Regions from separate parts of the Mus musculus genome. Here region 2 is linked to region 1. A link is a loop called in an ENCODE intact Hi-C map of the cell type or tissue named here. Cell type or tissue: left cerebral cortex. All regions are shown on one strand.

What was found. Peaks named below come from ENCODE experiments on the same cell type or tissue, not always from the same donor. Only the 100,000 strongest peaks of a DNase experiment are listed, where the experiment ranks them.
Region 2: it touches region 1 in a loop (4-fold over the local background); 7 of 42 quality-filtered maps call a loop at or near these places.

The regions. Positions count from the first base shown.
Region 1 is chr14:67,229,421-67,237,420 of GRCm38, reverse strand. It overlaps Ebf2 (early B cell factor 2), which reads right to left and starts at 2,777. Exons shown (of 16, transcript NM_001360202.1): 1 at 2,156-2,777. The coding sequence starts at 2,286. Gm20675 (a long non-coding RNA gene) reads left to right here and starts at 4,226. Exons shown (of 2, transcript XR_874748.1): 1 at 4,226-4,318; 2 at 4,674-5,005. In left cerebral cortex, a CTCF peak has its summit at 4,062; DNase peaks (open chromatin) are centred at 3,275, 3,933, 4,840, 5,363 and 3 more places.
Region 2 is chr14:67,343,027-67,351,026 of GRCm38, reverse strand. All of the region lies in intron 6 of Ebf2 (early B cell factor 2), which reads right to left. The region is part of intron 5 of 4930438E09Rik (RIKEN cDNA 4930438E09 gene); the gene reads left to right. Among named protein-coding and RNA genes, the nearest start is that of Gm6878, 32 kb to the right of the region's middle. In left cerebral cortex, no CTCF peak of the experiment used is centred here; no DNase peak of the experiment used is centred here.

The sequences.
Region 1 (8,000 bases):
CAGGACAAGGGGGAAAGACAGAAAGACTGGGTGTTAGGCAGTGACTAACATGCCCAAACACATTGCAGAAGGGCCAAGGGACTCAAGACCAGAAACCTTCTGGGTCTTTTCCACACTCTCTCAGAGGGGTTGCAATAGGCACCTTGCTTCCGCCACCCCGTTATACAGCCACCCAGAATCCTGTCACCAGACGGCTTTTAGTAGAATAGAAAGACCAGGGCTGCCGGCGAAGTCTTAAGAAGCGCTGCTAAACCCCAGGTGCCTGCCCGCAAAACTCAAAGCTGTGACTCAGATGTAAGGGGATAGGGTTCTTTTGCATTTGAACAAGTGACCCCTTTTAACTCCTGGCTAGTGAATTTTTGGATCACAGACTACAGGATAGGAAGCCTGTGGAGTCCAAGCCTCTGTCCTCAAGGTTTGCCTTACTCTACCGAAATTTGCATCCAGGACAGTGTCACTGCAAAATCCCCTACAGTCATTGCTGGGGATAACGGGCCAGGGTTGAGGACTCACTGCTGAGGACCTTCGCCCCCAAGAACCGCTCCACGTGTCAAAGCCAGAAGAAGCCAGAATGTTAAGAGACAGCAGCGCCCCGGCCAGAGACTCGGGCGATCCGCGCTCGAGTGTTTTCTCAAATTCCCTGACTCTGTATAGCTGGACCCAGAGCTTGCCAGAGCCTTGGATGCGTCCACAGGACCTCCCTATATGCCTGTCTCTGATAGTGCCACATTTGACTGAAAACCTTGTGGAGCCGGCGAATTGACAGATGGTGAGGGCAGCCTGGTGGCCCTGAGGTCTTCTGGATTCTTGTGCTGGGCATGGTCTCAGTCACTTTTTTGAAAGTGTATAATTTTCGCTAGACCACCACAGACTGCTGTTTCGAACTTTAATAAAGTACATTTTATTTCGGACGGGAAGACTGGAGGGAAATGTTATTAAGCCCCCGCTAAGGAGCGGATCTGCGGAACTGTCTTGGTTCCCTCGGCTTGTCACCGCCGGAGCGAACCCCTAGACCGCTTTCGAGAGCCAAGGCCTCTGCGAAGTACCATCTGCTTCGGGGACAACTGAGCATTCGGCTTCGGAGGAGTGGCAATCGGGTACCGCAGCTGCCACTTCAGGCATCCGGCTTGCGGCCTTTGCTGCCACTCCTTGAAGGGTGGCAGCCAGTTCGCTCTACCCGGGACACCTGGAGATGTGGCCTATCTGCAAAAGGGGTCATTTCTCAACGTGAAGTCCGGAGATTTAAGGAGGTTGGCGCAGAACGCAGAGCGCAGAGGAAGAGTCGAGAGTCCTGGAAGAAATTTGTGGGTGTCTGGAGAGGGTAAAGGAGCTGGCTCTTGTAGTCTGGACACGAGGGCCATGAATCTCAGTTCAGTAGCGACAGTGAGAAGCGGGACTGGAATGTCTTCGTGGGATGGAACCCTAGACAAATTTTAACCATCCGTAAACGCGAAGATTTGGAAACAAAATCAACTTGAGGAACCCGCAAAACTGGAGGGTGCTCTTCTCTGCGGCTCCATTTTCTCCTCTTCCCCGACTACTCCTGTGCTTCGGTCCATCCTCGGCCTCTTCGGTTTGTCTGTCCCACTCTCCCTCACCCAGGACTCGCTTGCATGTCCCCTTTCCTAGAGCTCCCGGCCGCCTTGCTTTCCTTGCAGCCCCTCAGGCCTCTCCGGATCCTCTCGCCGCCGCCACCATCTGGCCGCTGGGCTCCCCGAGTCTCCAAGCCATCCTGAATGATGCTGGAGGAGAGGCGCTCGCAGGAAGCGTGGGGGAACCTAGGAGTGACCGGAAAGCCGGCTCTGCCGCTGCGCCGGCTGCCAGCTCGGATCTTCACGCGCCACTCCGCTAGAGTCCAAGAGTAAACGCCACGATGTGAGCTTGAACGCTACTTTTAATAAATTTTTTTTGTCCTCAAAGAACGGACTGTGGGGAGAAACACCCGTGACCTCGGTAGTTCAGAAACTACAGTGTCGACTGCGGGAAAAGGGTTCCCCTAGTCGCAGCGACCTGCCCGCCCAGGGAGAGCCCCAGTGCGCACAGCCAGGGAGGAGAGACAAGGACAGAGAGAAAGAGAGGGAGCAAAGGGAAGAGATATTCGGGGAGACAGACACAACCAGAGACTTTCAGAGCACAACGGCTCCAGTCTCATTACCTCTGAGCCGCGACATTGGCGTCCACCACGCCGACATTCCGGACCCAGGACCTGACCGAATCCATCTCGGCACCCAGCGACTTGTCTTTCAGAGCTGGTCCTCTTCCTAGCGTATCTTGAATCCCAAACATTTAAAAAGTCTGGTCCTCTACTGTCGCCTTAAAAGTGACTTTACAACAACACCGTCCTCACTCTCCAATGCTGCCAGCAAATGGTGTTCTCCAAAAGCAATCCGAGAAAGGCGGCAAGGGCCGAAGTTTGGGGGCCCTCTTGGAAAGAAATAGCCAGCCCGTTCCTCCACGCACAATGCAAAGTTTGCGTTTTTTATCCTCGGTGGCTTCAGATCTGCCGCCTCGGGGCTTCCACTCTAGGTCGCCCGCATCCTTCCAGCTGCAGAACGTTCTCCAGAAAGTGGCCACAATTTGGAAGCATCACCTGTTCTGGGAAAAACAGGAGGAGATAGATAGCTGCCTGATCTCTCCCCTTCCTCCTTGTTCCCCCCTCCCTGCTCCTCCCCACCGTTCCGATATAGGAAAAAAAAAAAAAATCCCCAACAGGATCAGTTGTAAGAGGAAGGGGAAGACCCGGAGCGGGGAGGAGGCGGTGGCTGAGAGCGCCGCAGAGCCGGGCTGCTGCAGCGCGCGGGCCCCATGAATGGTTACTACAACCCAGGCCGCGGGAGGCGGAGCCGAGGCCCGATAAGGAGCCTCATTTGCATGGACGCCCGGGATTGGCCGGCTCTGGGCAAGCTGGGCGGACGTCCTCCCGCGGCGTTAGCCAAGCTTTGCTTTGCCCGAAGTCCGGGAGGTGAAAGGCTACAGCAAGCCACAAGCACCGAGTCCCGACCAGAGTCCCGAGTGTTTGGCCTGAGTGGGAAAGGGGGTCCCCAAATCCTGCACCAAAACAGAGTAGCAGGACTCTGAGAGTTAGGATCATGATGGTTCTTTCCGATCGCGGGAGCAGGAAGCCAGCGCGGATTTGCCTCTAGATGCAGGTTTTTTGTCGCCTGCGGGAGACCCTACAGATTCATTCCCGGGGTTTGGACCTGTGACCACCTGTATTTATGCTTTTCGCAAACACTACCCTCAGGGCATCCGTCTTTCTGAACCGGTCTACCAAGTCTCAGAGAGTTCCAGGGAAGCAATCATTTCGTGCGAAGGCCACAAGTGTTAGAAGGAGAGGCGAGATGAAGGAAGGAGAGAGCGGAGTGTGGACGAATGAGGCTCAAGTGCAGTTTAAATAAATATACTGTGAAGGGAAATGGTGAAGGAGTTAAGGAAAACAGCCCCGGGAGGGCGGGAGTACGCACCTTTGCAGATAGGAGAGGTTGCTGACAGCTTGGCTGGCTGAGAACTGCGGGATGAAGTTTCGAATCCTCCCCCCTTTTAAAATCTCCCTCCCCAATCCCTGAAGGCCGGGGAACCCTGCGTTAGAGACACGAGGCGTCTGTGAAGAAGTCCTGGAAACTTTGTCCGCCGAGCGCTGTGGTCGCGAAGGTTGGTGGTCGGGAAGCCGAGGCTCCACAAAATAGCTGAAACCCTAGACGGCTGGAGGTGCCTATTAAAAAAAAATCCTCCTGGCTGGGTGTTATTTTCTTGCTTCTCTTTTTGTATTCTGATCTGCGCGTAGATCTGCTGTTGAAATCTAGAACGCCAGCGCGAAAACAGATTTGAAGACAATGAATGCAAATCTGTGCTCAAAGACCATCTGCCGTGGAGCAGACAATCAGCTGCGCCGCGGTTCGAGCGACTGCACCCGAGCCTCTCAGCATCATTACAGTCGGGAGTCTTTCCTCCCGGCTCAGGGCTCAGGTTTGAGTGTCAATTGACTCCTGACCGGACCCCCTAGCTGTAGGTGAGCGCTCACAGACGAGCTGCGAGAGTTCGCCGCTAGAGGACACAGCGCCTGGGGTGCACGTTTGCCCGGCGAGCGAAAAGGAAGCTTGCGCTTTCAGAGACTGCTTGAGTCTCCATTGAAGGGGACCTGAGCACGTCACTTCACCTCAGGGGCAAACTGTGACTACAGACTGCGCAGGCGGGATGGTGCTCCGGAAGACTTGGTCTCTCTCTACAGCAGTGACTGACTTGAAAGCTGGCTGGGGCTCTCTTTGCACAGACTGGGGAGGGGGGCTGGAGTCGCGTTGATGGTGTACCCTAACTCCAGGTCTTTAATTTCAGGCTTAAAGGGGAGGCAGGGTGGCTTGAGGTACAGTTGAGTGTAAGAAAATAAGAGGCCTAGTTGCATTCGGCAGTTATCCAACAAAAGAGGGAGGGTGGGGGAGAAAATGGTCGAGATAAGATCCACCTCTGCTCTTTCAGCTGCGCAGTTCAGTTACACAAGACTTTACGGATAATTGCGACCCCAGGAAAAACTAACCACCCAGAGTCTTCGAGCTGGGCCTGCTCGTTTTTGTTTTGGTTTGGTTTTAGTTTTAGTTTTGTTTTGTTTTTGTTTTTTTTAAGTCTGCTGAATTTAACTAATCTCTTGTCCTTCTTTCTTGTCCCGGCCATGTTCCCAGCTGGGCAAGGCCTCAGGTTCCTCGGTGAAGAGTGTGGACCAGCCAATGAGCCCTCCGACGTGTGGATGAAACGGCTGGCTTTTGTTTAGTTTTGTTTTAACCTCCCCAAGGAGACTTTGATCAGCTCCACCTCGAAAATGTTCGCGAAAGATGCGGAGAGCCTGAGGGACTGCGGGGCAGCAACGGGCTCCGGCCTAGCCCGGCCCGCCGGCCCCCAGAGGCTCCAGGTTAAAGGGCAGAGCCAAGGTCGCTGACGCCTCTTTTCTCACCAGTAACAGCTGCCGCCCAAATTATACCCCTCAGGAAGCGAATGAATTGTTCCTTTCTCCTTGCTCCCTGCTGCCTTCTCCAAAGCATACTGTCAGTGGCGTCTCACCTCCCTCCTTCCCAGTGACAAGTTCAGGGGTGGCGGTGCCCTGCTGGAAGATAGTGTGTGGGTGCCTTACCTCTAGAACTCAGTGGGACGCTTGGCTCTTAGTGGTCTGCACTGAGGAACCACCCCACCTCCCCTGCGGCTCCTCTGAACACTGGGGACAGACTGCGGACCGACCACTTGGGGTTCCTAGGGTGGTGAGCCCAAAGTCCAGAAGTCCCTTTTACGCATAAATGAAGTTCCAGACCGAGTATAGAGGAGCAGTCGGCCTTGTGCCCTAAGCTGTAACGCTTGTGCGCGCCGAGAGCGGTTCTGCCAACCGCCTTGGCTTTGATTATGTTTGTCAAGGTCTTAGGGAGGGGTGGCGGAAGAATTGACCACCCGTGCTAAAGAAGCGGTGCTGGTGGCTGCGGCGCGCAATCGTGGCGCCCAGAGGGTTGCTTCCATCTCCTTCGCCTCCAGCTACGTGAGAATAACCCTCCATTAGGAACCTGAAACACAAATGCCGCCGGGTCCGGGACCAGGACCGGGACCCGGCTGGGTGTCCGCCCCCTCCCCCCCATACCCAACCCCACTCGCAGCCTCAAGCTTCCTCCACCAAGGACTGGGGAGTCTCGCGTTCCATCCTCGAGAAAAAATCAGAACTCACAGTATTACTATTTTTCACGACCATCTAGTTACACAAACTGGGGAAGTGGTTTGGGATCTCATTTTATACGTTGTCACCGCTTTTGTTCACCCTTCTAAAATACCAGAGTCCAGGTTTGAATTCCCCCTCCCCCTTGTTCGTGTTGTACTGCAGCTTAAGACAATATGTTCAGGCCGAAATTGGTTTTAAGGCCCGGTTGGCCCAGAATTTACCAGCCCTGACATCCTGTGCGCTGGGGCCCTTCTCAAAGTCGGAGGTTTGAGGTATGCCCTCCAGGCGTCATAACACATCCCTCACCCCACAACTAACTCTCTCTCTCTCTCTCTCTCTCTCTCTCTCTCTCTCTCTCTCTCTCGTGTGTCTGCCTCTATGCATCCCAAAGCACAGACCTGGACCCTTCCTGAATACCGGGACAGCTAGTATGAGCCCTGTAAATTTAAAAGGTTTGGTCTCCATAAGCTATCTTTGGACAAGCATTTTTCATTTACCAGTTTTTGTTTTTATTTAAACCGGGCTTTTATTTGCCCAACTAGTAACAAATGGCTTTGCTCTATCTCAGAGACCTACTGGGTATTTAATCCACAATTTGTAAATGATTTTTATATAAAAACTCTGATTTCACTGATTCCCACACCAAATTCCAAGCTGGGCATTTTTTTTCTCCTTCCAGAAACTAGATTTGTATAGTACATAAGTGTGAATTCCCCAGAGAGGGGAGAGCAAAGAAATTACTTCATTTATGGTTTCATGATAAATATCTCACATGTCCACACCAAGAAATTTCCTTCAAGGACAGTTCGATTAGACTTGGGTACGATTTTGATTTGTTTTTAACACGATGAAACAGGGTCAAGCGGGACCACCTAGAGAAACACTAAAATTACAGGATAGAAAGTTTTAGAGGCTCGCCGGTATGGTGCCCAAGTCAACTGGGAAGTGTTTACTAAAAATGAACCGAAGGAACCTAACACTTGCTCCAGAAAAGTCTTCCTCAACTCCTCCTTCCTCACCCATCCTCGGCTTCTCTCATACCTCCTTGGTAGCAAGCGCAAAGAAATACGCTTTATTTTTTTTCCCACTCGCTCATTCCGAGCGATCGATCGCAAAAAGTCCTTACCTTACGACAGTAAGGAGTAAGGTAAGGAGGAGCAACAATGCCAGCGGTGGCAACAGCTGTAACAGTGGCCTTCGGAGCCCTGGTGTCATCTGCACTGGGCCCGCTGGCAGCGCAGGAATGGCTAGGGTATGCGACAGGACACAGGTGACTGGCAGCTTCTACTCTTAACACTGGAATTCAGCGTTTCCGCTGCTGGGTGTCTAGACTAGACAAGGCCTTTCCTTGGGGCCACGCTTGAATAAACTGGCCTGGTTTCGGCCACTTCCAGAAACCTATGCAGAAAGGCCCGGTATACTGTCCCAAATTGTACTCAGGAAGCCACGATCAGGAAGGGACAGATGCACACCAAGAAGTTTTGGGGTGCCAGGCACTGGCTGCGCATTCCTCCATTCAGGTTGACACCGGTTCAGTGGCTGATGAACTTCCACACCGCGGAGTTGCAAAGAGAGCTTGGGCAGGGGCTGAGGTGCCAAGTCACAGCTCCGCTGCAAAGCAGAAAAACAATCCCCTCACTGGTCTTCCATTTCCAAACAGGATAGGCAAGGGATGACCTTTAAAGGGGGAAAATTAAATGTGACTCGCCTAACCTTACCCCCTCCTAGCTTTTCAGCTCACTTGAGATAAGCAGAAAGCCTCTCTGAAATGCCCCCCCCCTTTTTTTTCCTGGTGGTCCCCCGCCCCCTGCCAGCCGGCAGGGGAAAGCCCGCGGGACCTCCCAGCTCCCTTCCCGCTCCCGGCGGAGGTGTGAGCGATGTGTTGATTATTCATATTTTTGCGGAGCGCACACTCCGCAGCGGCCAGCGCCGCCACATTTCACACGTATACTCACGTACACACTTGGTGCGCGCACTTGTCGGGCACTCAATGCTCAGTGCGGGAGAGACTGCCCACAGGGGAGCCCTGGCTCTGAACCCGTAGGGGGTGACAGAAAGCACACACTAGGCCCTTTTCTCTCCCTCCCCTGACCCTCGCCCCAAAAAACGCTCACTCATGGCTTCTTGGTCCAACTTTTTTTCTCCATGAAACACTAACCTTCCCAAGTCACTCTCCAGGTAGGTGTGTGTGTGTGTGTGTGTGTGTGTGTGTGTGTGTGTGTGTGTGTGTTTAGGGAGGCAGCTACAAATATCACACCAGTTCGAATTTCAATCCAGCTGGCACTAGCGATCTCCTTCAACGCACACCCCGCAC
Region 2 (8,000 bases), 110 kb before region 1:
ACAGAATAGTGTGGGATAAATTCTTGCTACATTGATGTCCTCTGAAAAATACACAGGAAAAATAAAAAATGGAATTACTCTAAATCGCTTTGTCGGCTGAGGCATGGATGTGTGGCCTTTTGGCTTTATTTAGATCATTTCTTCCAGTCCCTTCTGCAATTATGGACTGCACTGCCTGCTTGGAATGTGGTCTGTCAATGACTTCTCCTAGCTTAAGTCGTGTATGATACATAATTCTGGGAGACACAAATTGGAGTTCAATGCTTCGTGGCTCTGTGGTCTTTCGGAAGTGATGTCAGTGCCTCCAGGAGATCCTGCTAACATCTGCCTATGAGAAACAAGTACGCCAGTATATGGGAAAGTGCCTCTCAAACCAGAAATATGTACATGCCACCAAGTATCAACGACTCATTAAAATCCTTCTTATTATCTCTGGCCAGCATCCTTTAACATTGGATATTTAGTTGAGAAAGGAGTAGCTACATGACTCACCAAAAAAACTACGGCTTTCCAGCTGCTTCCTATACAGCATGTGTGTGTGTGTGTATGTGTGTATGTATATATGTATATATATGTGTGTATATTATATATAGATATATGTATGTATGTATATATGTATATATGTGTATACACACACACACACACACACACATATATATATATATATATATATATACATATATATATATATATATATATGAATGACTATAATTTGCTTGCAAGAAAACCTCCTTTTGTTGTTATTTTGGTGCTGTTCTAGGTGACACCAGGCAAGCATTCTATGCCTGAGCTATGCCCAAACAAACCTCATCTGCTGCTCAATGAACTTGACTTTGAACAACAATTATCAGTGCAAAGAACTGAAAGAACCATTTTAGTTAACTGCACCTCTGAAGATGGAAGACTCTGGATCGCAGAACTCAAAAGTGAAGAAGTGGCATATGCCGCCACCCCTGACCCCCACCCCACCAGCCACCCGCCCTCCTCCACCATCGCCCGCTATATCTGAACATACAACTAGGCATATCTAGCAACACAGGGGCTTGCATCCTCCAGTCTCACTCCACAGCTGAATAGACTGGACTGCCTGGCATGGTCATGCATGTCTGTAATCCCAGTACCAGAGAGGATCAGATGGGAGAATTAGGAAATCGACAACAAGCTCAGATGCAAAGCAAACTGGAGGCCACCTTGGGTCACATGAGACTCTGTCTCAAAACAACAAGAGGGAGAGGGCAGCAGAGCTGGAGCTGGAAAGGGGCAGAGACACAGTCATCAGAGAGAGGGGCATTCTTACCCAACATGCATGAGGCCCTGAACTTGCTGGCCAGCAACACATAAACTGGGCATGGTGTTACAGGCTAGTAATCCCAGATAAAGGGAGAAGGATTAGAAGTTCAAGGTTTGTATCAGAGACATACAACGTTTGAAGCCAGCCATGGCTATATGAGACTGTCAAAAACAGGGGAAAGGAAAGCGGGGGGTGGGGTGGGGGTGGGGTGGGGTGGGGGGAAACAGGGGGGGGCACATTGTGTGCCCAGTAAGGTTTTGAAGAAGCAAGTCTAAATTAATACGACCTCATAAAAACAAAAAAAAAAAGGACTTAAAGTTGAATAGAGTTGAAAGCAAACGAAACTTCAAACTAAATTTTTATTGAAATTCTCCCCATTGTGAGCCGACATTTTCAATTTTCGTTTCCTCGACTCAGGCCCGCTTTGCCATAGAAGCTTGGATGTTTTCGTTGAGCACTGGCCAGCAGAGTGGAGGGGCATACCATAAATTTGGAAAAATAAATAAATGCTTCAGAACTTCCACTTGAAAACCACAGCTAAAAATGAAATCAAACCTGACCCACCCCTTTCCCTTTAAATTGTGGGAACAGACTCTCAGCCTCGACTTTTAAGCCCACAGTAAACTTCACATCAGCACCTCGGAGATCAACTTGTAGCCTCGTGGAGAGAAGCTTTGACTCACATAGCAAGGTTTGGACGGACAACCTGAACCAGAAAGGACCATCTCCTCTGGCCCTATGTTCCTTAATAAACATGTGCACTTAGAAAAATAAAGAGGGAAGAAAAATTGGTTTATGGACAGAGAAAGGATAATTCACTCCAAACAGCTCCTTTGATGAATGTGAACAAAAGAATAAAATTTGTCACCCACGTAATATGACCATCAATATTTTGTCCGCTACATTCTTTCCAATTTAAAAACAGTTCAATATCCCTTTTACCTTCAAGTAGCAGCACTTAATAAACAGTGATGGATGGCTTTTATTTTTGTTTGCATTTCAGCCTTTCCATGCGCCTGTTACAAGGGGACCATTTTGCTTGGGGGAAATGTAGATCTCCTGTCTTTCTTGGAATGGCGTGTATCCCTCAAGGAAAGACGGCCATATTTAATTCATAACCCCCATCGGCTACGCAAACATACAACTTCCCATCAATTAGGCAACACAGAGATGCTGTTGAAAATCAATGAGCTTATTATTAAATATATTTTTTTCATGTAGCAATAATAGTTATTGCGCTGCTGTTATTACTGCCGTGTCAGCTGCTGAGGCGGCTTTCAGAGTGTTTGATTGGCTTTGATCTGGCTGGGAAGTTCTGTGAAAGGCAGAGTGCAGCTGCCCCGACTGCCTTCTGCCATATTTAGAAGCCACTAAGAGAAACGGGGACAGGCTTGCTATAGTGAAACAGATCCCAGATTGGAGGTAGATGGTGGGTTCTAGTCTCAGCTCTGCCTCTAGCTAGCTCTGGGTCATTAGGTAAGTTTCTTCTCCATTCTGGACCTAGGTTTCCCCATTTATTTAAAAAAGAAAAAAAAAAAAAAAACAAGAGAGAGAGAGAAAAAAGACAGGGTTACCATACATGACCATTAAAGGCTCTCTGTCTCTAATTTTATGATCCTGTAAAAACTTTTGCTTCACCAGCAAAGGAAACAGGTAGAACCAAATGCAATTCAGTCACTCTCCGTTGTCCCTTTCCAAGACTGCGTTTTTCAGAAGGGTGGGGTAGGGTGGGGGATGATGGGGGAGGTAGCCAAGCTAGAGAACACCACGAAATCTGGAGCAGACATTAAACGGATCCAAAAACCAAAATATGCCCATATTTGTGTTTGCATCCTCCTCGTGTGTTTATTAAAAATAATTTTGCTATTTTGACACATGCCACTACCGCGGGAGCCTCCTGCCTATAAACAGAGATGTTAAAGCTGTGCCAGCGCATGCGAAGGTTAAAAACAACATCGCAGTGATTCTGGCAACTACATCACATCGTGCACGCGCTGTCTGGCCGCAGCTGATCTGAACTGAGTCCCCCGTAATTACAGGAGAAGGTGGAACAGGTTTGCTGCTAATTGGAAAATTCTGCAAATGGCAGCACTGAAGTAAATTGACAGTCGTTAGAATATTATCAGAATGAGGGTACTGATTAGTGAGAGCTCAGATGCGGTTTTTTTTTTTTTTAACTGCCGGAATCTACTGGCAAATTGATAATAAAAGCTGAACTTAATAATAACAGCTGTTATTTGACCCGGTAATATTTTTTTTAATCTGTTGCTGTTCCCAGACCAATAACACATAAAGAAGGCCTGTATCCACTGTTGCAAAATTATTTTGAATCCCCAAAAGATAGATTCTGACTCAGGAAAGGCAGTCTGCTTAAAGGGACAGTTATCAACATGCATGGATGCAAGGGTGGCCCCCCCTCATTAAACAACAACAATAACAAAAACCTGAGAGCTATTTCATCCTCTGCCTTCCAACAGGTCCTGGTTTGCATGTTGGAGGACCACCACATCCCATTTGGAACTAGATCTGGATCCTATTTTCAGTTTGGGCTAAAAGCTGTGACTGGCGAAAATGTCAACGTTAACTTATTTTTCATTTTAAATTGACAGGGAGGAACGTAGGATGTCGTTAGAATTGTGTCTTTTATCAGCACGGAGATGCTAGTACTCGCTGCTTTCCATCACTGTGGCAGAAAAATACAGATGGGAAGGGACCGGGAAGGGACATATTAATTAGAAGCGCGCCGTGTATCTATAGAGAAGGGACTCTGGCTTCCCTGTGCAGTCTGCTGCGCTATAAGGGAATCCCTGAATGCGCCCACTGGGCTTCTATTCCAGAACCCTCCTATCTACTACAGAGGGAGTCGAAGTTGGGACAATCTCTCTGGCTCTAAAGCAATATGACCGAGGATCTCTGAGAGCATGCACAGCCACCAGCCCCAGAACCCTGTGTCCAGGATTTGTCTTAAAGGAGCTTTTCCTATGCGGAAAGCTCTCCCTGCCATGCGATGTTCTTTGTAGTACTGCCTACAAAGGACAAAATAGTAGAAACTATATTTGTCCCAAAGATGACAGTTACTCAGTGATGTCATAAGAGGGTATCCGATGACACCAAAAGGCAGATGTGCTAAGAAGTAAACAGATTAAAGGGCGAGAATGTAAAATCACCACACTATTTTTTTTTTGTTTTTGTTTTTGAAAGAGAAAGGGAAGACAGGAAGAGTGGTAACTCTGAAGGGTTACCACTCTGATTGGGCGGTGGTTTACTGGGGCCATTTCCTTCTCATTTTGTACTTTTTGTTCATATTTTCTAAACTGTGTGAAATGAGTATGCTACACATAAGTTACTTTTAGAAACAAAAATCTATACAGTGTTTCCATTGCTTTAAGTGAAACATTTAAACTGTGGAGATGTGAGTCCGATCTTCTGAAGACTTCCACTTGAAGTCCTGCTGCCTTGTAGAATGTAGGGGAAAGACCAGATAGCTGAATGCCAATATTAACACACTAGGTGAAAACCAGCCTACGAATTAAAGTTTATATACACACCACACTTAGACACACATAATCTCCATCATATACACAGATACACCCATACACTATCCACTTAGACACAGATAACCCCTTACACACACACACACACACACACACACACACACACACCCACCTTCTTTTAGATTTCTGTTCTTTGAAAACACTCCCCTAGAGAGACTTTTCTTTTGTGGCTTTGGACTTCATACTCTGATAATGTTGCCATTTTCTTTTGCCTTGATTATGGTAACCCAGAACCTCATTTATTCTGATTCAGCCCAAGAGGAAATCACTGTAGCTTTTCAATTTTGCCATCTATCAGCAGGGTCTGGAACTACGACCCACAGCCTGGCAAAATACGTTCCACCCCCACAGTCCAAGTCAAGTTCAATGCTCACTCCATGCAGTCACAGTGCACAGGGCCCAGCCAGTGCTGCACATTTAACTGAAGCAACAAAATGTTAGTGGCCAGAGCTTGTGCGACACTCCCTATACTTGAATGTCTGCCAAGAAGTTGATCTAAGCTGCAACATTTTAGAACTGGCCTTGGAGCAAACATGCATTTGCTAGAGCAATGACGGATGCTTTGCACGTCCCATCAGGTCTGGAGATATATATATATATATATATATATATATATATATATATATATATATATCCATCCTATGGTTCCATTGCCAAAATTCCATAGTTAAGTCCCTGAAGCAGAGCATGGCCAGAATTTGTCCGACCAGGTTTCACTCTGGGGCTGTAAACTGCCACACTTGCTGCTTAGTGGGAGGACAAAGCCCACCCCACTGGCCTCTGCCACAGGACCAAGTGACTTTCAAGCTGTTTCTTGCCAGGAGTGTGGGTGGGCAGCAGGCAGGATCCCAGCGCAACAAACTAGATGCAATTGACTGTAACCCAGAATTTTTTTTTAATGGCTGTTTTGGATGGTGGTACTCAGCAACCCCCAACCCCCATCCTTCATTTCTCCTAACAGTTATACATCAGGAAAACAAAGCAAGGAGCAGAGGGAGGTGGGGTGTCGCTGAAGCTAGTTTGTGCCAAATACAGTTAAGGGTGGAGAGGGAGGTGGGATTGGAAAGGGGGGAAAAATCAAGTCACTTTCAATCATGTGTCACACCTTTAAATAGTGGTTAAATCTCTGCGTTGTGCAGCTCATCCTTTTACAACACGGGGCTCCCTTAGAGAATTTCCCTGTTTACACTGGGAATTCCTCCAGGGCCGCATCAATAAAGCTGAACAGATGTCAGGGTGGAATGCCAGCGGCGATGGCTGTTGTCAGGGGTACTGGGGAGGCAGTCACAGAACAATGAGAGACCGCGTCTGCTACACAAAGCCCTCGCGCGTGGGTCAGGTTCTGCCACTGTGTAGAGATTCCACCCTACCCTTTGTCTGGGCACATTGCCTTTCTTGTTTCTCGATGACAAGGGTTGACACATGTCACCCGGCCCTATCAGGAGTGTTATTTGTTTGCCACTTGCGTATGCGCCACTGTTTCTGACCTCCCTGCTTCCCCCACTGGATGCACAAAGCGGAGCTGAGATTCTCTAGCCCAGCCCCAATCTACAATTTCATTATGCACTTTGAGTGGGAAGTGGGATGTAGATGTCCTTCTTTTTAATTAAAAACATGATTGATGAGACTTAACTGACAGTAGGAAATGCAATTTAAATATTCCTTAAAGAGGCACTAACCCTGTTTGCGTGGCGAACCTTGGCGTCCCCTCCCAAAGTTGCAACCAGCGGGGAGAAAGGAGATTAAAACAAAAAGCCTTGTTCAAGTCCCGTTTGGAGGCTGCGGAAGACTGGTAATGTTAGACGGCCACTGCAGCCCTGTAACCAGAAACTTCTCGCCGTTAGGAGCAGTGTGAGGTGTTACACAGAATGGGATTGCTGGGGGGGGGGGGGGGGTAGAGGGGGCGGTGAGCCGCGTCTCTCGTGAAAACTGGAGAATATGCTATGAAACTGCGACCGGGCCACACCAGCACATTCACTACATTTTTTTAAAATGCCAATCTGTTTCTACAAGACCTCAGACCCAAACTTTCCATTTCCCCAGATCTGCAAAAAAAAAAAAAAGTGGTTTCCTGCCCTTTCAGGGTCGTGTGGCTGAGTTTTTCTGGCCTTGGGTTCTTCAAACTGTCATTTTAAAATAAGCTTTAAAAGAACGTCCTTAGCCCTTGAACAGGACACGGCCTGTACTTATACGGAAGGAAGAGAACATTTACCACTTTTTTTTCCCTAAAAGACCCACTCAGATTCACTAATCTGACAGCTAAGTTATTAGAGAAAATTCTTCAAACAACAGGACACAGTAACCTAAAAGTCTAGAGGAACCCCAAATCACATAGGCAGGGCCTGGGATAAGCGTGCTGAATAACGGGGTCTTCCTGCATCTAGAAATAATGAGTGAGGCTGAACGTTCCAAAATCCACAGCAGTATCAGTTTAAGGTTTATCTTTAAAGTGGGTCCTTCTCTTTCTCAGCCTCCAGCGATTCTCCTGGGGTGTGTTTTGTTGCTGTTCTTTGGAGAAACATTTCATATTGCTTACCATGAATGTATTTATTTTCTGAGACATGTCGGCCTAGAATTTTAAAAGCGTGAGAACTGTATGTCTAAGGAGAGCCTGATCTATCTCCGAAGCTTTGGTGCAGCACACACTTCCTATGTGTTTTGTACCTTAAGATTTTATCCTAACATTTCAAAAACCCTTTACGAGGAGCAGTAGATGCCATGAAACACCCATCCCTGCCCACTTAATGCCTAATTAAGGGCTAACAACAAGAAAAAGGTTTTCCTGAAATTTTTGCATTAGAGGAAAAGGGCTACAATTTTGGGGGGTAAGTATTTAACTAGCAAAGGTTAATTAGAATTGTAGCAACGGAATGTAAAAATAACAGATTCTGGTCAATCGATTAATGAGATGTCAGAAGGTATGAGAATTCACCTTTGGGAGAAATGTATAAAAAAATTTTTTGCAAAGCTTTAAAACCTTGCCTTTTATTTAGGTATTAACACAGGCAAAGGCTGTAGATGTTTCTCTGTCGATAATAATGCATAGAAAACTAATGTCCCCAAGTCAGCCGCAAGCAATACCAAAGTGTTACCTGACGTTTCTACCACCTGAAAACTCTTCATTCAGTCCCCCAAAGGTGAACCAAGTTTCCACA